Regions from separate parts of the Homo sapiens genome. Here region 2 is linked to region 1. A link is a loop called in an ENCODE intact Hi-C map of the cell type or tissue named here. Cell type or tissue: ovary. All regions are shown on one strand. Each heading gives the region's core, and the rest is flanking DNA. Links, peaks and the distances in the headings are about the cores only. Region 1 overlaps LINC00970 (long intergenic non-protein coding RNA 970). Region 2 overlaps LINC00970 (long intergenic non-protein coding RNA 970).

Region 1 (10,702 bases), core at 1,447-9,446:
CTGAGTTTTGTTTTAATTGAGAATTTATTCCTTTTATAATCAGAAAAATTAAGAGAAATTAATGAGGAAATACAAAGGCTGGGCAGGGTGGCTCACACCTGTAATCCCAGCACTTTGGGAGGCTGAGGCAGGTGGCTCAATTGAGCTCACAAGTTCAAGACCAGCTTGGGCAACATGGCGAAACCCTGTCTCTACAAAATATATATATATTATATATATATATTAGCCAGGCATGGTGTTGTGTTCCTGTTGTCCCTGCTACTTGGGAGCTTGAGGTGGGAGGAGCCAGGGAGGTCCAGGCTACAGTGTGCTGAGATGGTGCCACTGCACTGGGTGATACAGCCAGATCTTGTTGGAAGAAAGAAAGAGAGAGAGAGAGAGAGAGAGAGAGAGAAAGAAGAAGAAGGAGAAGGAGAAGGAGAAGAAGAAGAAGAAAGAAGGAGAAGAAGAAGAAGGAAGAAGAAGGAAGGAAGGAAAGAAAGAAAAAGAAAGAAAGAGAGAAAGAAAAAGAAAGAAACAAGAAAGAAAGAAAAAAGAAAAGAAATAATGAAAACTATGGAAAGCAAAGAAAGGAGGCTGCGCCTTCTTGGTCCAGAGGTAAACGAATCTTGGCTGGATTCCTTCCCTCCTGGCAGTCCTTCCAGATCTCTTCTCAGATTAGCCTGCAGATTTGTGTTCTTCCTCTCACTGCACTAAGATGTGGCGTCTTGTGCTTCAGCTTCATTCCGTGAACTCACAGCAGCCCTGGAGTTTCACTCCAGGAGAGTTCCAGCCCAGAGCCCTCTGCTATCTGACCTATCTCCTGTACTCAGCATGATTCCTCAAATGAATTCCAGACCTTGAGTTACAGAAAAGGAGGGCTTTAGAATCGGATGGCCACATGAACAATGTTTAATCAGTCTTAATTTTGGTTTCCTTATCTCTAGAGTGTAGAAAATCATACTACCCATTTTTTTTGTTTGTTGTAGGTGTCAGAGAAAATATATGTAGAGCGTTTACCAAAGTCCTCGGCCTTTGCTCATTCAACAATACCCATTAATTGTACATCTATTTATTTGCCAAGCATTCCTCTGGGAACTGATGATACACAGAATAAATATATTTTTAAAGAGAAATATGTATTTTTCAGCTTCTTATTTTAGTATAGAACATCCTTTACTTAATGACCTTTCAACTTATAATTTTCTCAGATGACAAAGCTATGCCCCAAAGCTAAAGCATATTAACTCTGCCCCCACCAACAAGTGGTATTAGTAGTCACCTTAGGTCATTTTAGAGTTGTCCTCATTCATAGTCTAAGGTAAGTTTGCTGAGTTTTGCTTTTTTTGAAAAGCAAAGTAAGACAAAAAGAATAAGCTAAAAAAACTGTCATATTTAATATATTTTGATATTACAGGCATTTCAGTTTATTGAAAAGATACTCTCATTGTCTAGATATCAGGATCCTAACTAAAAGAGATTTATGAAAATATCTATAATTGCATAAGACCTAGCTTGTTACAAATTTTTTATGTAGTAAAGAAAGACAAAATAAGAACATATTTTTAAGAGAATTGAAATAAAAAAGAAGAGTTGAAACTAATGCCATCAACTTCTGACTCCAGGATTGGACTCAGGATCAATGTACAACTTAGGCCTGAGAGAAGATCAGGCTCACTGAATTGTGATTACACTTAGTATAGGTCATCACAGAAGCCGTTTGACCTAGATGATTTTGTTTCCTTATTCTCCAGATTTTATCTTTATGTTTATATTTTGGGAATAACTAACTTGTTGCCTTATATTCTTATATAAACAGTTAGTTTTAAAAAAAATATTGAAATTTTTATTTATTTCTTAATTGACAAATAAAAATGGCATCCATATATTTTTGGGGTAATACATGACGTTTTGATATATGTACGCATTGTGAAATGGTTCAGTCAAGCTATTTAACATATCCATCACCTCACATACTTATTGTTTTGTGTTGAAAACACTTAAAATCTACTCTATTAGCAACTTTCCCGTATATACTATATTGTTTTTAACTATAGTCACCATGGTGCCCAGTAGATCTCTTGAACTTATTTCTTCTATCTAACTGAAATTCTGTATCCCTTGGCCAACATCTCCCCAATTCCACAGCCCCCTACCTCTGGTAACCACCATTTTACCCTCTGCTCCTTTGAGTTCAACTTTTTTAGGTTCTACATATAGGTGAGATCATGTAGCATTTGTCTTTCTGTACCTGGCTTATTTCACTTAACATAAATAATTCTGAAACTTTTATTAAAAATGTTAAAGTCAGTATTAATCACCAGACTTAAGAATAATATGTGTAATAATATAACTAATAGAGGATGACTTGCTTAAGGAAATTACACTTAGCTATAATTAAGTGCTTGCCCTACAAATCCTTCATCTAATGATTCTAAATTATTTTTCTTTCTTTTTTCTTTAATGTAAGCCATCGATTTTAGAAACTTTTGGGGACATTGCTGGTGATAAATCCATCATGGCTCAAACTAGTTTCATTACAAACTAAGAGTTATAATGGTGGTGACCTTGTTGCACTGTGAAAATGATCTACTATCTCCTCTTTCCCTTGTGTCTCTGTGGAAGAGATGTCCCTTTTCCAGTCCCTGGGTACAGACCCTCTCTCTTCCCATGTTTGCTGGATGCTGCCTCATGATTTATCCTGTCTTTCCAGATTGTCTTTTTCTCCTTTTCTAGTGGTTCTACTACCCTGGTTTCAGGAAGGCTCATCTCTATTCTACGACAAGCGACCTGAGAGAAGGGGCTGTGGGCTATTTATTTTTGCATCTCCAAACCTACCTAGCACGCTGTAGGGGGTGAAAATACAATTATTTTTAGAATTAATATGTGATTATAAGGATAACTTTGATTTATTTTTCTTCTTAATCTGACTTAGTGAATGGAAACAAGTTAACCTTAGCCAGAGTTCGGCTACGCATTCACTGAGTGCTTAAGTCCCTTTATTGTGGTAGCTGTGACTTGGTTTTAGCTCCTGTGCTACCAGAGGGATGATTGTGCAGGGAAGAGGTGGGAAGAGATGAGTAGAATGCTTTTTTGGGTCATTTTTGTGCCTAACTTATCTCCCGGAGACAGAAGCAGAAAGAGAAGTACCGTAGTATCTCTGTGTTAACGCACAAAACCCCATCATCTCTTATCAGTCACGAATCTCTCTACCAGTTCAGCTTTCTAGGCCCTTCATTAACACTCACCATCCCACAGTCCTCCCTGCAATATGGTTTTCCTGAAAGGGGAGTCCTGACAATAGTCCATGCAACCCTATGCAGTCTACAAGTTGCTTCTGAGAAGAACTTGGAGTTACAAAATCTCAGCACGTAGCAGGCTTTGTTTCTTGGGACAGTCAGTATCTCCTCCAGAACAAGCCATTTTAGGCTAACCAGAAAACAGATCTTTCTTTCTTTCTTTCCTTCCTTTTCTTTCTTTCTTTCTTTCTTTCTTTCTTTCTTTCTTTCTTTCTTTCTTTCTTTCTTTCTTTCTTTCTTTCTTTCTCTTTCTTTCTTTCTCTCTCTCTCTCTCTTTCTTTCTTTCTTTCTTTCTTTCTTTCTTTCTTTCTTTCTTTCTTTCTTTCTTTCTTTCTTTCTTTCTTTCTTGTCTTTCTTGCTGTCTTTCTTTCATCTCACTCTGTCACCCAGGCTGGAGTGCAGTGGCGCAATCTCAGCTCACTGCAACCTCCGCCTCCCAGGTTCAAGTGATGCTCCTGCTTCTGCCTCCCAAGCAGCTGGGATTACAGACGTGCGCCCCCACGCTTGGCTAATTTTTGTATTTTTAGTATAGACGAGGTTTCACCATGTTGGCCAGGTTGGTCTCGAACTCCTGACCTCAAGTGATCCACCTGCCTCAGCCTCCCAAAGTGCTGGGATTACAGGCATGAGCCACCGCCCCCAGCCAGAAAACAGATTTTCTAAAAGTGCTATTTAAGGTATTGTACATAAAATCACACATGTGTCATGAGCTGCAAAAGTGATCACCTCTGACCAAGAGAAGTGAGAAAAGAAAAGCTCAAACATGAGCCCTGAGTCTGGGAAGCCAGAATGGGAATTGTGTTTGGTTCACTGGAGAGAGGGAAAAAGAAAATAATCTTATCTGTCTCCAACAGTCCTGTCTCTCCTCAAGGCCATGCAAGTACAGATAATTCTTTTGAGCCAGTAGAACTACAGAGCCCTACGCACTCTTTTGGCTCCACAGTGGTCTGGCTGAGGCCGTCCCCCCAGTCTACTCCCCCAGCCGCATGCTTTTAAGCATGAGTGACCAGTGGGCCGGAGGTGCAGTGGTGCTGAGATTTGCAGAATATGGTGACATGCCAGTGATAATCGAAGGAAAGGACAATGTGTAGCTGAGAAACACTGACATCTGAGAAGTGTTCTACTCCAGTGACTCCCTAAATTGGTGGTTGATTGCAGTTATTCATAGCAGCACTAATTTCTTTTCTTGCCCTCTCTCCTTCTCTCTGGCCAAACAGTTTTAAAACAACATCAAAGGAATGAAAGAAAAATGCCAGAGAGCATCAACTTGAATCTCTCCACTCTAGCATGCCTAAATTTATTTCGTTTTATGTTTTTGTGTGTTCTAATCTTTTAATCTGTACAACAGATTAGTTAATGATATAAAAGGGAGCAGAATCCTTTATATAAATTTTCCAATTCAGCCAAGGTCAAGGAGATATTTTCATGCGGGTAGGGAAGTTCTGGCAATGTAGTGATGGTGTTTGTGACCTTGGCAAAGTGACCTCATCTCCATGTGCCTTGTCTGGAGTGGCTGAGCTCCGCCTTGGCCTGCAGAAAGGAATGGCCCCAACATATCTGTGGGAGTGTTGATACTAATAGTTAACTGGATACACTCTACTTTTGCTTTGTAGTGGTTAATATTTCCCCAAACTTTTCTTTCTTTAAAAAAATTCAGACCTACAGAAAAGTTACAAGAATAGCACAATGATGTTCATTTACCCTTTATCTAGATTTACTAATTGTTAACATTTTACCACATTTGCTTTTTCTCTTTCTCTCCACACACTTGCATGTTCACACAAATATTTTTTTGATAAGCCATTTAAGAATTCATTTCACAGAGAATTCAATTACTGTTACCTAAATATCTTAACACATGTCTTCTAAGAACAAGGACATTCTCCAACATAGCAACAATACAAGTATCACATTCAGGAAATCTAACATTGAAAACATAATATTATTTGATGTATAGGCCAAATTCTGATGTCTCCCAATTGTTCCAACAGTAATATTTTTAAAAATGTTTTTTCTTATTTTTCAATCCAGGATAGAATCAATAATCATTCATTCCATTAGCTGTTCTATTTGTTTAGTTTTTACAAATCTAGAACAAGGCATGGCGCCGTGGCTCATGCTTGTAATCCCAGTACTTTGGGAGGCCGAGGCGGGCGGATCACGAGGTCAAGAGATCAAGATCATCCTGGCCAATATGGTGAAACCCCATCTCTACCAAAAATACAAAAATCAGCCAGGCGTGGTGGCGGGCACCTGTAGTCCCAGCTACTCGGCAGCCTGAGGCAGGAGAATCGCTTGAATCCGGGAGGCGGAGGTCGCAGTGAAAGGAGATTGTGCCACTGCCCTCCAGCCTGGCAACAGAGCAAGATTCTGTCTCAAAAAAAAAAAAAAAAAAAAAATCTGGAATAGTCCTGAGCCCCTCTTTAAAAACAAATTTCTTATCTCCGTAACTTTTTTTTTTTTAATCTTTTGCAATTGAGTCTCGCTCTGTCACCCAGGCTGGAATGCAGTGGCCTGATCTTGGCTCACTGCAACCTCCACTTCCTTGGTTCAAGTGATTCTTCTGCCTCAGCCTCCTGACTAGATGGGACTACAGGTGCACGCCATCATGACCGGCTAATTTCTATAGTTTTAGTAGAGACAGGATTTCATCATGTTGGCCAGGCTGGCCTCGAACTCCTGACTTCAGATGATCCACCTGCCTCAGCCTCCTGAAGTGCTGGGTTTACAGGTGTGAGCCACTGTGCCCAGCCTCACCTTGACATTTTTGAAGAGTTCAAGCCACTCTTGAACTGTTTTGTAAAATGTCCCTCAATATAGATTAATCGAAGTGTTTCCTCATTCTTGGATTCCAATTAAACATTTGGGGCAGGAATACTGCATATATGACACTGTGCCCCTCTCCATGCATCACCACAGCAGGCACAACATAGCACAGAGTTACAACACTGATGTTCACTTTGATCACATAGTGAGGTCGGTTCCACCAGATTTCTCCATTTGGAGATACCTTTTATTCACTCCTTTTTAAAGTTAATAAGCAACTTGTGGAGTAGTTTTGTTTTTTTGTTGTTGTGTGTTTGTTTTGTTTTTTTGGGTTTTTTTTGAGACGGAGTCTTGCTCTGTTTCCCAGGCTGGAGTGCAATGGTGCTATCTCGGCTCACTGCAATCTCTGCCTCCCGGGTTCAAGCGATTCTCCTGCCTCAGCTTCCCGAGTAGCTGGGACTACAGGCACGCACCACCACACCCAGCTAATTTTTGTATTTTTAGTAGAGATGGGGTTTCACCATGTTGACCAGGCTGGCCAGGCATGGTGGCTCACGCCTGTAATCCCAGCACTTTGAGAGGCTGAGGTGGACAGATCACTTGAGGTCAGGAGTTGGAGTAGTATTTTAAGATTGTTCACTGCTGGTGGTTTCTTGTATGCTCATTTTTGCTATTGCAGCAAATATTTTATTTCATTTAAGATTTCATTCATAACAATTATTTTTTTAAAATCTGACAATTCCGTAATTTGCAATTCTTGGGTGTCTAAATCTGTTGTCACTAGTGGTTTGACTTCTTGTGTGCTTGGTCATCTTCACTGGTTCATCACTTGAGCTTAAAGAGATGTGAGTCCTATGGGTCTGACTTGGTGACCCTTCCTCCAGAGAGGGCTTGACTTTGACTTCTGCCAGTAGAGGCACCACTTGCAACCCTCCTTGTAGCTTTTGACTTTGAATGAAAATGCCAGGTTCAGCTTCCCTGCCTCATTGTTCCTCCAGGATTCACTCTGTTTTCACTACAGAGAGGCAATTGGGAGCTTGCCTCCCTCTCTATTTAAAAATAGGACTTATAGGAATCTTAAGGTCACTGTTCCATAACAGCCTTACAGGGAGCCCAAGGTGGAGAAAGACTTAGCTCAGAGAGATTTGCAGCTGTGGCTGTTTGTCTAATGGGATAAATTATAAGTTAATATGCCAATAGTTCACAAAGTTTTTAAAAGAATCATATTAACTTGCACAGAAAGGAACAGAAACAGTACAAATGAAAGTCTGAGACCTTTGGACTCCCCCTTTATTACTATAGACAGGGAGCTGGTTGAGAAAACCACTCAGCTATAACTGGTGTTCCAGTTGATTGCCCCAGCTGAAGACCCAGCCAACAGTCAGTATTGACCACCAGACATGTGAGTGAGTCTTCGGAAGATTCCAATCTCCTGTTGTCAAGTCACCCCCAGGCTTCAAGTCTTCCCAGCTGACAGCTCAGATTGTACCACAAAGATAAGCTGTCCTTTTCTGAATTCCTGACCCACATATTATGTGGGTATAGTAAAAAAAAAAAATTGGTTTGTTTTTGTCTTAAGTGTTGAGTAGTTTGTATGACAGCAATAGGGACTGGAACATTGAATATAGTTTGCATCTCACAGGAACATATGAATGTTTTTTCTACAGTTATTCTTGTTATTTCCAGTGCCTCCAAATAGAAGACATTTTTGAAGGTAGATGTGAGAGATCCTTCCTCCTCCTCCTCTTCCTCCCCTCCCTCCCTCCCCCTTCCTTCCTTCCTTCGTTCCTTCCTTCCCTCTCTCTCTCCTTCCTTCCTTCCTCCTCCTCTTCTCCTTCCTTCCTTTCCTTCCTTCCTCCTCCTCTTCTCCTTCCTTCCTCCTCCTCTTCTCCTTCCTTCCTTTCCTTCCTTCCTCTCTCTTTCTTTCTCTTTTCCTTCCTTCCTTCCTTCATCTCTCTTTCTTTCTCTTTTCCTTCCTTCCTTCCTTCCCTCTCTCCTTCCTTCCTTCCTCCTCTTCTCCTTCCTTCCTTCCTTTCTCTCTCTCTTTCTTTCTCCCTCTCTCTTCCTTTCTTCCTTCCTTCCCTCTCTCTCTCCTTCCTTCCTTCCTTCCTTCTCCTCCTCCTCTCTCTCTCTCTCTTTCTTTCTTTCTTTCTTTTTTTGAGACAGGGTCTTACTCTGTCACCCAGGCTGGAGTGCAGTGGTGCAATCTTGGCTCACTGTAGCCTCAACCTCCCAGGCTCAGGTGATCCTCACACCTCAGCCTCCCAAGTAGTTGGGACCACAGGTGCATGTCACCATACTGAATTTTTGTATTTTTTGGTAGAAATGGGATTTTGCCATATTGCCCACGGTGGTCTCGAACTCCTGAGCTCAAGCAATCTGCCTGCCTTGGCCTCCCAAAGTACTGGGATTACAGGTGTGAGCCACCATGCCCAGCCAAAATCCTTCATTTTTAGTAAACTAGAAGTGAGGAATTAGGTGTTGAGGGAATGAGACCGAATGCCAGATATTGCCTGAAGAAAAAAAGTTCTTGAAAATGTAACACTGCTGGTAGAATGAATCTATGCCAAAGCCAGACTCAGAGTATATATCAAATACTGTGCTAAATATCAGGGTATGGTACAAATGGGAGGGAAGAGACTAAGAATATACAGCATTCATATTTCAGCTTTTTCTCCTGTGGCCAGCAGGCATATTTTCCACTTCAAGTTCTCAGGAAAGAATTTGTTTCTCCTACGTATTTACTATGGTCCCCCACTGGACAGAGTTTTCATATTAAGCCACTTGATGAACTTCTAGCTAACCGATGGATTGGGCTAATAGCTAACTCATGCCTATGGATCAGGCATCTGCTCCATTCTAATCTATGATAGAGATGATTGAAGCTGTTTTGGGCTCAATTGTATCCTGTCAAAATTTATATGCTGGAGCCCTAAATCCCAGTACTTCAGAATGTGACTGTATCTGGAGATATGGCCTTGAAAAATGTGATAAGGTTAAAGTGAGGTTGTGAGCATGGGTCCTAATCCATTCTGCCTGGTGTCCTTATAAGAAGAGAAAATGTGGATGCAAAAAGAGATAGCAGGGTACACAGAGGAAAGACAGTGTGAGAACACAGCAAGGCAATGGCCATCTGCAAGCCAAGCACAGAGACCTCAGGAGAAACCAGGCCTGCTGACACCTTGATCTTGGACTTCCAGCCTCCAGAGCTGTGAGAAATACATTTCTATTGTTTAAGCCCTGTAGTCTGTGGCATTTTGTTATGGCAGCCCCAGTGAACAAATACAGGAACACAGTGTGGCTGCTCATTTGGTCTAATTCCTTTTAAAAGGGGGCTCTGGGTGAAGCAGACACACAGCTTGTTCTATACCCAGATGTTTCCTTCAAACTATATAATCCATTTGTAGGAAAAAGACTAACAGATATAAAAACCAATATATGAAAATTAGGTATAAATTAAGCGCCACAATATAGGATACAGAAAATTATGTGACACAGTGTTTATGCTGTAAGAATTTGGAGAAGGGGGAGCTCAATGTGAATTATAGCAGTGAGGGTGAACCTTATGGAAATGATGGGATGCATCATCAACCTTTTTTGCTGAGTGGGATTTAAAGAGGTGTGAGGGAGGTAAAAGGGTACTTTGGATATGGGTGACTGGTGTGAGCAAAGCAAAGAGGGAGCACTAAGGGTGACACATGAAGGGTTGAAGAGTCAGTGTAGAAGTGGCAGACCAAATGTGTTGGGAACTACTGGGAGAAAGGATTGGGCATGCAGAGTAGATGGAGATTATAGGTGACCTTGGAAATCAGGCCAAGGACCTCTCATGGATTTTAGGATTGATCTGCAGGCAAAGGTTATCCCTTCAAGTATCCCAGGATTCACTAGCAACAATAATATTTATTTATTTATTTTTGAGACAGAGTCTCAGTCTGTGGCCCAGGCTGGAGTGCAGTGGCATGGTCTTGGCTCACTGCAACCTCCGCCTCCTGGGTTCAAGCAATTCTCTTGCCTCAGCCTCCTGAATAGCTGGTATTACAGGTGCACACCACCACACCTGGCTAATTTTTTTTTTTTTTTTTTTGGTATTTTTTAGTAGAGATGGGGTTTCGCCATGTTGGCCAGGCTGGTCTTGAACTCCTGATCTCAAGTGATCTGCCTGCCTAGGCCTCCTAAAATGCTTGGATTACAGGTGTGAGCTACCATGCCTGGCCATTTTGTTTCCTTTTGTTTTTTTTCAAGTTACGAGGTGACATGGGTATAATAATTCATTGAAAAAAATGTAGTATGAGAGATAAAATATTAGTAAAAGGGGTTTCTAATTATAAGAAGGAAAATCCAACCTGTGTGTGTGTGGGGAACAGAGAATTATTCATTCACTCAGCAAATATTTGCTGAATGCTTACTAAGGGCTGTGTATGGGACCTAGAGATTAGAGAGATGTTACTGGCTCTTGGGACTTTTGATGGACAGGGAGTTTTAGGTGGGCTGAACATCAAGGAGGGCATTCCAGAAGATTGAAGGTCCAATGGCAAAGGTACAGAGGGAAGAATAAATGAAGTGGAAGATTTATTCATGGGGCAGCTGGAAGTGATGCTGCAGAAGAGAAATGAGCTATTATAGGGTTAATGTTGGGCTTTACAAATAAGGCAGAGGAG
Region 2 (10,702 bases), core at 1,244-9,243, 55 kb after region 1:
ATGGCAAAACCTCATCTCTACAAAAAAACACAAAAATTAGCCGGGTATGGTGGTACATGCCTGTAGTCCCAGCTACTTGGGAGGATGAGATAGAAGGATCTCTTGAGCCCGGGAGGTTGAGGCTGCAGGGAGCTAAGATTGTATCACAGCACTCCAGCCTGGGTGACAGAGCAAGATCATGTTTAAAAAAACAAAAAACAAACCAACAACAAAAAAACTTGGAATCTGAATACAACTGTATCAACTCATAGACAAATAGAATATTAGATCTAGAAGAGGCATTATAAACTATCCAGACAGAAATTCTTACTCTAGGTCCATAGATCCAATGTCCATGGTTCCATCAGGGAGTAGGAGAGCCAGAAGAAAAATTGAAAACAAGGATGGGTGTATATAAAAGCATGTCTTTTTTTTTCTTTTGGAGAGAGTTCATGGTTTTTGTAAGAACCTCAGAGGGCTACTGCAAAAACAAGCAAACAAACAAACAAACAAACAAAAAACTTATGAAGCACCAAGCCCCATGTTTCATTGACTGGGTTTCTATAAACGTCACCAATAACTGATTTTGTTGTTGCTGTGAAAGAAAGATACCTAGCCTTGAACTGGGGAGATCTCCTCTGCAGATCTCCTTTACATCCATTAACAATTTCCACTTCTATCCTAACTTAATTCCATTTATCAACAGCAATATAATCCTATAGGGAAGGGGTTATTTAAAGGCTGGCATAAAGCCAACTAGATATTAGCACACCACCTAGGACTTCTCCATTGTTGTCACTCAAGTTGTCATAAGCAAGGAGATGATCTGATACAGCAGAGAGGCATTAAAAAAAGGGAAAGGCTGTGAAGTTTTGAAGCCAAAGTGTAGGATTTCTCTTTCAAAGGCCAGTAATTTTAACCTTTATCTCAACCAAGCCTTTTTAGCTAATTTCACTTACAGTTCCTTTGGTTTTCTGTGCCAGCCTTCTTCACTTCTTTCATTGTTTACCTTTTTCACTCCGGATTTTGATACCCTTGAGGTCACGCCTACTTTGTGCCAGGCACTGCACTTCAATTCATAACACTAAATAGCGGCACTTTTTGCAACTATAGAGCTTACAAGCTCATGTTTCATCATCATCATCATCATTAGTAGTAGTAGTAAACAGACTGACCTAAATTGCCCACCAGATACTTTGGCCGTAAAATTTGTTCAACATTATATTGTAACTAATGCAACTAAAGCGCAAAATCAATTAATTATTAAAATAGTTTACTGACCAATGAAACAGGAACAAAGGGCTATTTTCTATAATTGTCTAATTATAGAAGGAGAGTGGAGAGTATTAAAATGTTATAGTCCTTATAACCAGATTTCAAGATAATCTTATATACTAAGAGAACAAAAATACAAAACAAAGTAGATCTTCTTTGATTTTTCTTTTAATTGAGGCAGAATAAAATAGACGTAGACATTGGATGGAAATACCTTCTGGGATACATATGAAAGTAAGAAAAGTGAAAGCAAATTAAAATTTCCATTCAAATAAAATTATCAGTCACTGGCTTTGCATAGCAGAAACAAATAAGACCATATGACTTTGGATATATAACTTAAAAGTTCTAAACTTCAATTGTCTCACCTGTAAGGTCATGACAATAATATCTTCCTTACTATATTTATATAGAGTAAATTGAAAAAATTAAATTATGTAATTTATTATTTGTAAGTAATTACTGTTTAAATAAGAATGCATGTCACAGTAAAAAGTATCTTGAAGACAGTAACAGATTTTCAATATTATTATTATTAGATTGTATTGTACTTGTGTTTAAAACATCAGTGAAAAAGATAACTATGAAGGATCCAAGATGTATCATTGTTCTTAGAAAGAGGAAAAAAAGGACTCAAGATACCTTCAGTAAACTGTAAACACAGGAGAAACCATATTATTTTTTTCAGTTTTATCGTGACTTCTTTTGGTGATCTTCTTTTGTTTTTTTTTTAGATAGGGTTTTGTTCTTTCTCCCAGGCTGGAGTCACAGGTGCGATTATAGCTCACTGCAGTAACAAACTCCTAGGCTCAAGTGGCTAGGACTCCCACCTCAGCCTCCCAAGTAGCTAGGACTATAGGCAGGTGCCACTGTGCCTGGCTAATTTAAAAAAATATTTTTGCAGAGACACGGTCTCACTATGTTGCCCAGGCTGGTCTCAGACTCCTGGGCTCAAGCAATTCTCCTGCCTCAGCCTCCCAGAATGCTGGCATTACAGGCATGGGCCACTGCACTCAGCCTTTGGTGACCTCTTAGTGGAGTCTTTGTCTTTTAGGAATTTAGCTAATCATCTGAATCATACCTGTACCTACTACAATGATAAGGTCCCAGTGTCAACATAGAAAATAAGTCACTAACTTAAGGAAGATGCAAAGGAACATGGTTGTGGTTTGACCTCAGTTGTGTTTTGTGTGGCCTTTTGAGAATATTAAAGCATGGAGGCCAGGTGCAGTGACTCACACCTGTAATCCTAGCACTTTGGGAGGCTGAGGCAGGAGGATTGCCTGAGGCCAGGAGTTGAAGAGCAGCCTGGGCAACATAGTGAGACCCTGACTCAGTATAAAAAGAAAAAGAATTTAAATTTAAATAAAGAAAAAGCATGGAGCCTGAGGGTCCTCAGAGGACAGACCTGCAGCGCAGCCTGAGGAGGACCTTGTCTTGCTGTTACCACAGAGCATGAAAAAGGTGAGTGTCTCTACTTCACATGTACTTATGGCGTTTTCCCAAGGAATAACCTCTCCATGGACTAACTTTGCAAAGGTCTGTCTGGTTTGTAACTGTATCCCATCTTAACACAGTGCTTTGTATAGAGTAGATCTCAATAAATATCTTTTGAATGTATGAACATATGACTCAGCGTTTATGCAATTTGGTTCAAATATATGGCAACAATACAAAAACAGCTAGCTAAGCTGTACAGTGCTTTGTCAATATGGTGACATGGTGGATCAACTGTTGGCTGTGTAGACCGAGGTATCTACAATCACTGGCTTCTATCAATGTGTACGTCAGCCTGTTTACACAAGGAAAATACCTCATTCCTCAACGAAACCCTTTTCTATGGCCACAGTTTTTCCAAAAGAAGAGTCCTTAGATGGGATGAAGGGAAGGACAAAGAGATGAAGGAGAGGCAGACAGACACAACATAACAAGCTATCACTACTACTGTATGAATGATCTAGGTATCCTGTGTCAAAAGGAAGAGTCTAGGCCTTGTGTTCTTTTTCACATTAATTTCTTTCATCTTGTGTTTTAACACACCTTTAAAAATCCCTCTGAAGATAGCCCTGGGCTCTGCAACTTGCCATTTTGTACATTGAGGCAAATTAATTTGGGCTTCACTTTCCTCATATGTAGGATGAAAATAATCAGGTATGACAGGAGAAGGGAAGTAGTCGGGCACATGTGTTTTGTAATGAAGTCCCAGCCTGATCCTGTGGGGGAGCTTTGAGTATAAGTAATCCTGCGGCCAATTATCATTGCTGGGAAGGGATGGGGAGAATGTAAATTACTAGGCCCCAGTAGCCCTGAGTCAATCCACTGGAAAGAGTTGTAAGTCCCCTATTTAAACACATAAGCACATATTTACTGGAGAGGAATACACAGAACTCTTAAGTAGGGTCTAAAGGGACCTGAACAGAATCCCAACAGTGTCAGCCTGTGTTGAAGGTTAGATGATACCTGCATATAAAGCCCTTAGGATGGTATCTGGCACACTGTAAGCACTTACTGGACGTTTGCTACTATAATTAATATTTTTATTTTCTTCCCTCCAGTAGTAGAGGCATTGTTCACCATGGCTTCATTCCAAGCACAGGTTATAAACCCAAAAGCTGTCGGGTAATGTAAATTGGAGAAACTGCTAGGAGGAAGACTGGGAGGATGTGGGATAGGGTGAACTGGAGCACACCTGCACCACTGAAAATCAGATATTTAAAATGAAGTGTTTATAAAACACTGCACACTCAAAGTCAAGTCAAACAAAGCCAAAGCGAAAACCCATCTGGCTGTGGACTGTCAATTTGCCAAGGCTTGCTCTTAACCTTTCTCAGGATCCCTACCCTGCAAGGCATTCCAGTCCTAGCAGGACAGGACTGGGTTTGGTTGTACACTTACCAGTGCTCTTTGCCAGGCCTTCTGGGAAGCCATGAGACCTTGGAATGCTTTTTATTCGAGTAGCCTGTTCTCTCCTCCCTGGCTGCATAAACTTCTGATGAACTCCTTTCTCCTAGTGGAGGCTCTGAACTTCATGATTGCATAGATGCTTTAGTCTGCCTGCTTAGTGTGTTCCCTAATCTGAAAGAGGGTCTGTGATGTAAGGGGTGGCACCATGCAATGGAGAGTGGGCATTTGTTTTTTGTTCATCAGGGAGTAGTTATTGAGCACCACCAAGTTCTATGCTGGGGGCTACAGATCTTAATGTGAAACAGACTGTGTGTGTGTGTGTGTGTGTGTGTGTGTGTGTGTGTGTGTGTTTGAGAGAGAGGGATAATTTTTTCAGATAAAAACATTGTTCAGAAGATCCCGTCACCTTCCTTCTAGGGAATATAAAGCATCGGGATGAAAAATTGCTTATCTATCTATCTGTCTGTCTGTCTATCTATCTATCTATCTATCTATCTGTCTATATCTATCTATCTATCTGTCTCTTTATCTCTCTATCACCTTCATTTAGGCCACTTGACTCACCCCTTTCCCAGCACCTCTTAACATTCCTTTCCTTCTCATAGTGACTCTGGCTTTGTTAAATTTACCATTCAACCTTATACCTGCCGTGTGTATAGCTCTACACTTAGTCATTGAAGGTGGGGGTTTGTGTGCAAGAGAAAAATAAAAGGCAGTCCTGGGGAAACAGAACATGCTTTCAGTGAGCTATCAGAGATGTAGGACGATGTACAAAACAATGTTGACTTGTAAAGACGAGACTACAGGTGCTAGAAGGGGAAGGAAGAGAAATGACTTAGTGATGCGAGGGAAAATTCTCTGGTCATAACCTGGCATGACTTTTGCCTAATTTGTACATTATATTTCCTTTATTATTTTTGTTTTATTCTATATTAATATCGTTTCTATGATTAAAATTTAATATGTGTTCCTCATAGAAAATTTGAAAGGAAAGGAAAAGAGGGAATTAAAAACTATCCACAGTTCTATACCCAGATGTAGCCACAATTGAAATTTGGTGGTTTTTTCTTTCTAGATACACACATTTTCACTTTCCTCAGACCATTCTCTTTTGAAACTTGCTTTTTTTCCCCCATTTAATACATTATCCTGAACTTTCCCCTATATAATTAGGTACTCTTATACATGTTTCTTAATGGCTATGTAATATTTTATCACATAGTTGTACTATAATTTATTTAAACAAACTCTTATTTTCTCCCCAAGATCTGTGTCCCAGTCCCATATTCCAACTAAAGCCAAATTTTAAAGCTATCTGCAGGGCCCCAGAAGACAGCAAGACGGCAATAGATGATTTGTTCTGTTCCTCCCCAAGACTTCAAAGAACTGCAAGAAGATTAACTGCTCTGTTGCATTTCCACAGTGACTACAGTGACAACTCAGCTCAAGGCTACTGCAAAGATAGGACTGAGGCTGATGTAGGGTGCTTGGGAGGCAGGATGGGCTGGGAATGAAAGGATTTCCAATGGCCAGATAGAGAGCAGCATTAAACCCTTCTCTTACAGGCTTCTTTCAGCAAGCAAAAGAAACCAGCTGAACTCCTAGGATTGTTTTGAAAGCCCAGGCAAACGGCACATTTGAGAACTGAATTTGGCTCCATTTGTGCAAGAGAAGGTGGGTGGCTTCAGCTGCCTAGGAAACAGGCTTTGAATATGCACTTCCCGGAATTCTTTATGATTCTCTCCTGAAAAGGTTCCTAGTGTTCCTGATAAAGGATTCCTATTATTTGGCATTTGCAGGCAGCCTAGTTTTGGCAACATTTAGCTCAATTCTCTATGTCAGTGAGCTCTTGTAAAGCCCTGTATCTCCTCAAAGCGAGGCCGAGGCCAACATCCTTCCTTCTCCCTGCCTCTGTCTCCTTCCCCCACTGGGCCTCGCTCCCACCTACCATCCTTGTGCATACTTTTATTTCCAATGTGAAAGCTGAAACTCTGGCGCAGTTAGGTGAAGCTACACACGGAGCATCTGCTACAGCATCTTCAGTGTTTCAGGATGCTGCTTAGAAGAGTAAATAGCATCTGCAGGATGTGGGTGCTATATTGGAAATGAAACAAACATCACCATTATCGGCTGAATTTTGACCATGCTGAAGGCGTGACATAGACTATATGGTCAAAGCCTCTAAGACCGTACACTAAAATAAACAAAAATAAGACTTGGACTGTCCTTGTCCAGATTGGTGGTGTGGGAAACAAAGGTGACAGAAGGTCTAGAAAGAGCAGCTTTGGTCTTCATTCATTTGCCTATTCATTCAGTGGATCTTATTTGCTTAATTAATTAATTAGCATGTCACCTATGAGACCAGCACCTCTCAGCAAAAACTAGCTGAGCACTTCACCAGACTGGGGAAGCTGAAGTTCTGTAGAAAGGTTGGAACTATGTAACTTGCTGAGAAAGATGAGAAGGGGAGATAGAGTTGTGAGCCTAAGAGGATATTTATTCCAGGATAGGATTCTCACTGTAATCCTATTGGTTCAGCATGCTGGCAGTGGAAGGGGAGCCAAGGTAAGCAGTAATAGGAGCCCTGCCTAGGGAGACTTCTGTTTGGGGATTCTGTCACTATTTCATGACACACACACACACACACACACACACACACACACACACACAGTTTCTGCATTCAAGAATCTTGAAATCTGTGGATACAAATCATAGAGAGTTGAAAAAAATTTACAGTATGATACAAAATAACTAGACTTACCACGCTAAGTTCTGTAGGAATATGAAAGTGTTTCTTTTCTCAAGAATTTTTTGATATTTGAAATAAAAGAATATTGTTTTGAAATCTTTTGTGCAGCAAGTGACCATACCCTAATTTACCCTTTCTTTGTATATATCTTTTATACATATTGAATTTCATTTGAAACAATTTTCTACTATAAAAGCCATTGAAAATCCATGATCTAGAGTGTTGACTCTGTGGAAGAAGTGGGGGAAAAGACTTGAAAGATAGGCTGGAGTCTTATATAGAATGACCTTAGAAGCTATAAGTGTAGAACCAGATATAGGTATGAAATAGATACAAATACAGTTAGCCATTTACATACCTATATAAAATATGTCCTGCTAGAGAAGAGGCATATGCAAAGAATTCTAATAAAGTTAAGTGATCAATATATTAATTGAGTCAATTGAGTGGCAAATCTACCTGAGCTGGCATATGGAATATTTTCCCACCTTAATCAGGCAATAAGGTTGAAATTGATTATTAAATAATTAAATAAAGACGTAGACAGAAATTTGGGAGTCTAGTTGTGTAAACAACCCCATTTGAGGCAAATGGATTAGATCTCCAATTGGCAGAGTGCATTATAAATAGGACTCAGCAAGGCTTGCAAAGAGGCATTGCTCTGGATATGGGCAGTTCTAGAATTCACTCCTCAGCTGAAATCACTGGTTGATAATCACTCTTTTTGAGTTGAGAGTTTTCTAGTTTGCTTGTAAACCTCAGATCACTGAGGTCATATTCCCGTTTCTTTTGTTAGTTGTGTCTTTTTGCTCTAAGAAAAATTATACAACATATATAGATGAGATACTATTTTCCTTTTAATGCATTATCATTATATGTATTTATATATGTACATATTTATATAATATATTTTATTACATAAATTTAAGGTGTGCAATGTAATGTTTGATGTAAATATCCATGGTGAAATGATTATTATAGGTAAGCAATTTAACAGATTTTTTTTTGTGGTAAGCACACTTAAAATCCATTCTCTTGGCAAATCTTGAATATATAATACAATATTAATAACTGTAGTCCTCCTGCTATACAGTAGATCTCCAGACTTATCTTACACAGTGACAAGTTTGCACCCTTTTTCCTACATCTCCCCATTTCTTCCTTCTCCCCATCCCTGGTAACCACTGTTCTACTCTGTTTCTATGTATTTGACTTTTTTTTTTTTTCAGATTTCACATGTGAGATCATGCAGTCTTATTCTTTCTGTATCTGGCTTATTTCATGGAGTATAATACCAATTACAACAACATGGATGAAACTGGAGGATGAGATACTATTTTCTACCTGTCAAGACTGGCAAAAATTTATAAGCTTGACAATACACTGTGTTAGTAGGCTGGGGAAGCAGGCATTTTTATGCATTGCTGATAAAAATGTAAAATGGTACAACATTTATGGAGGTGACTTTGTTGATGCATTTACCCTTTGACCCTAGAGTCTACCTTAAAGATATGCCTTAACATTAAAAAAATGCAAAAGTTTATTACAGCATTATTTATACTGAAAATGTTTTGTGTATTACCTAAATGTACAAGCATAGGAGGTTAGTTGAGTAAACTATGGTGCATTCACATAGTATAGTGCTATATAATTATGAAAACAATGAGAAAGGTCTCTATGAATTGATATGGAGTGATTTCCAAAAGATATGTGAAGTTAAAAAAAGCAAAGTATATATATAAAGCATATATATATGTAAAAGAGTATATATATATGTTATATTGCCCTTTGTGTAAGAAAGAAGAAATTTTAAAAACATATGCATATATTTATCTTTACAAAAAGAAACACAGGGAGAATAAACCAGAAGACAATCAAGTTAGCTACCTACAGATGGTGTTGGAAGGGAAATGCAGAGGAAGGGACATGGAAGAGAGTGGCACTTTCTAAGAACATCTTTCTGTACAGTTTTGTTTTTTAGACGCATGTGTATGTTCTACCTCTTTAAAAAACATGTAATTAAATCAACAAGGATGGGAGGAGAAAAGAACCTAATGCTGAAAACCAATGAAAACATATGAACCCTAAGATATTTTGAATGAATTGCATAACCACACAGAATGAAAAATGGGAGCAAGCTGGCTAACTTAAGAACCTTAAGAACATGATATTTGACTACATACCCTAAGTCTTAGGAGGAGGAAAGCGGCAAACAAACCCTGAACTTTTTTGAGTAGGCTTTCTTTTTGTGGTTGTATGAACAAGGAAATTCTGAAACTACTTTAGATGTATTATAGGATTAAGCAAATGAATAAATGCACATATCTTGTTGGGACCCAGGTATTCATTGTGGTGAATGGATATATATGAAATGGTGTAGGGAAATCCATCCCCACAGGGGATGGATTGCATTTAATGTTATCTGTGCAAACTTGTGATTTCTAATCTGTGTAGATTGTTTGTGTAAATGTATGTGTGTGTATATATGTGCACTTTTCATGTACATATATTTGCATGTGTATGTGTGTGTATAAAAATTCATGTATTTCCTAACTTTGTCTCCTAAAAGCAAAAACACCCCAATAGCAATGAGCCCAGCTAGCATCTAGACCTTGGTTTCTAAATAGCATTTGCCCATGAAAGGAATCAGAGCTTCTTGGAGAAAGGGAAAATTCTAGATCTGGGACAGGGTAGGTAGAGAATAAGTCTGGAGTATTTTTTTATGTTAGAAAGTAGGAAAGTTCTTTAAAAAGAAAGAAAAAAAGATACAACATCCATCAAAAAGGGGCTCTCATTCACCAAAGTCTGAGACAATTTAAACACCAAAAGAATTAAGAACAGCAATGAGCTCATATTGTTAATCAATAGATAAACAAACACATAAATGGGTGAGAAGCGAGGGCTCTTGCCTATAGTAAAGCCAAGTACTGACTAGTAAGTGTGGAGAGAATGTCAGAGTTGAAAATCCATCATTTTGCAACCATCATAGTGAATACTACTTCAGGCAACAATCAATGATGGATACTAAATCTAGTAGGGCACTCAGATAGACCAGGCCTGGGAGCGAGGCATGACACTTCCACACATATTCCACTGACCAAAACTCATTGACATGGCCACACCTAACTTCAAGGGAGACTGGAAAATGTGGTATTGCTGTGTGCCTGGGAAGAAGAGAACACAGATATTGGTGAGCAACAGCAGTCCTTGTCACAAGAACTTTATATATAATATATATTATATATAATTTATAAATAAAATATCACAAATACCTATATATATATGTTTTTGGTATTTATGATATTTGTAAGCTTTCAGAAATTTTGGCATACTGGATTATCTAACTGTGGTAACTAGTCTTTAAGGAGAGTCATCCAATGAACCACACTTCCCAATATTTACACTCTTGTTCAGTCCCCTCATTGAATTTGGGCTGGTCTATATTCATGTTAGCCAATAGAAGGGGGTGGAAGTGGCTCTGTGCCAGTTCTAGGCCTAAACTTTAAGAGGACTGGTAGCTTCTCCTTTTTCTCCGTTGGGTCTCTCTCTCTCATCTTCAACTTTTATTTTAGATTCAGGGGGTACATGTGCAGGTTTGCTACACAAGGGTATATTGTGTGGCGCTGAGGCTTGGAGTATGACTGAACTTGTCACCCAGGTAGTGAACATAGTACCTGACAGGCAATTTTTCAGCCCTTCCCCCCGTCCCTCTCTCTCCCCTCTTGTAGTCCCCAGTGTCTACTGTGGAACTCTCACTTTTGAAAGTTATGTGGCATCGTGTAAGTAGTCTGGCTG

The links. A loop is a pair of places that touch in the nucleus more often than their neighbours do. Peaks named below come from ENCODE experiments on the same cell type or tissue, not always from the same donor. Only the 100,000 strongest peaks of a DNase experiment are listed, where the experiment ranks them.
Region 2: a loop joins it to region 1, with 4 times the contacts of the local background. A loop is called at or near these places in 2 of 110 quality-filtered maps.

Annotation. Positions count from the first base shown.
Region 1 is chr1:169,021,790-169,032,491 of GRCh38, reverse strand. The region is part of intron 3 of LINC00970 (long intergenic non-protein coding RNA 970); the gene reads left to right. Among named protein-coding and RNA genes, the nearest start is that of LINC00970, 60 kb to the left of the region's middle. RefSeq lists an enhancer at 7,500-7,559. In ovary, for the core only: no CTCF peak of the experiment used is centred there; DNase peaks (open chromatin) are centred at 4,265 and 5,571; H3K27ac peaks cover 1,446 bases.
Region 2 is chr1:168,966,510-168,977,211 of GRCh38, reverse strand. The region is part of intron 3 of LINC00970 (long intergenic non-protein coding RNA 970); the gene reads left to right. Among named protein-coding and RNA genes, the nearest start is that of LINC00970, 120 kb to the left of the region's middle. In ovary, for the core only: no CTCF peak of the experiment used is centred there; DNase peaks (open chromatin) are centred at 5,591 and 6,061; H3K27ac peaks cover 1,791 bases.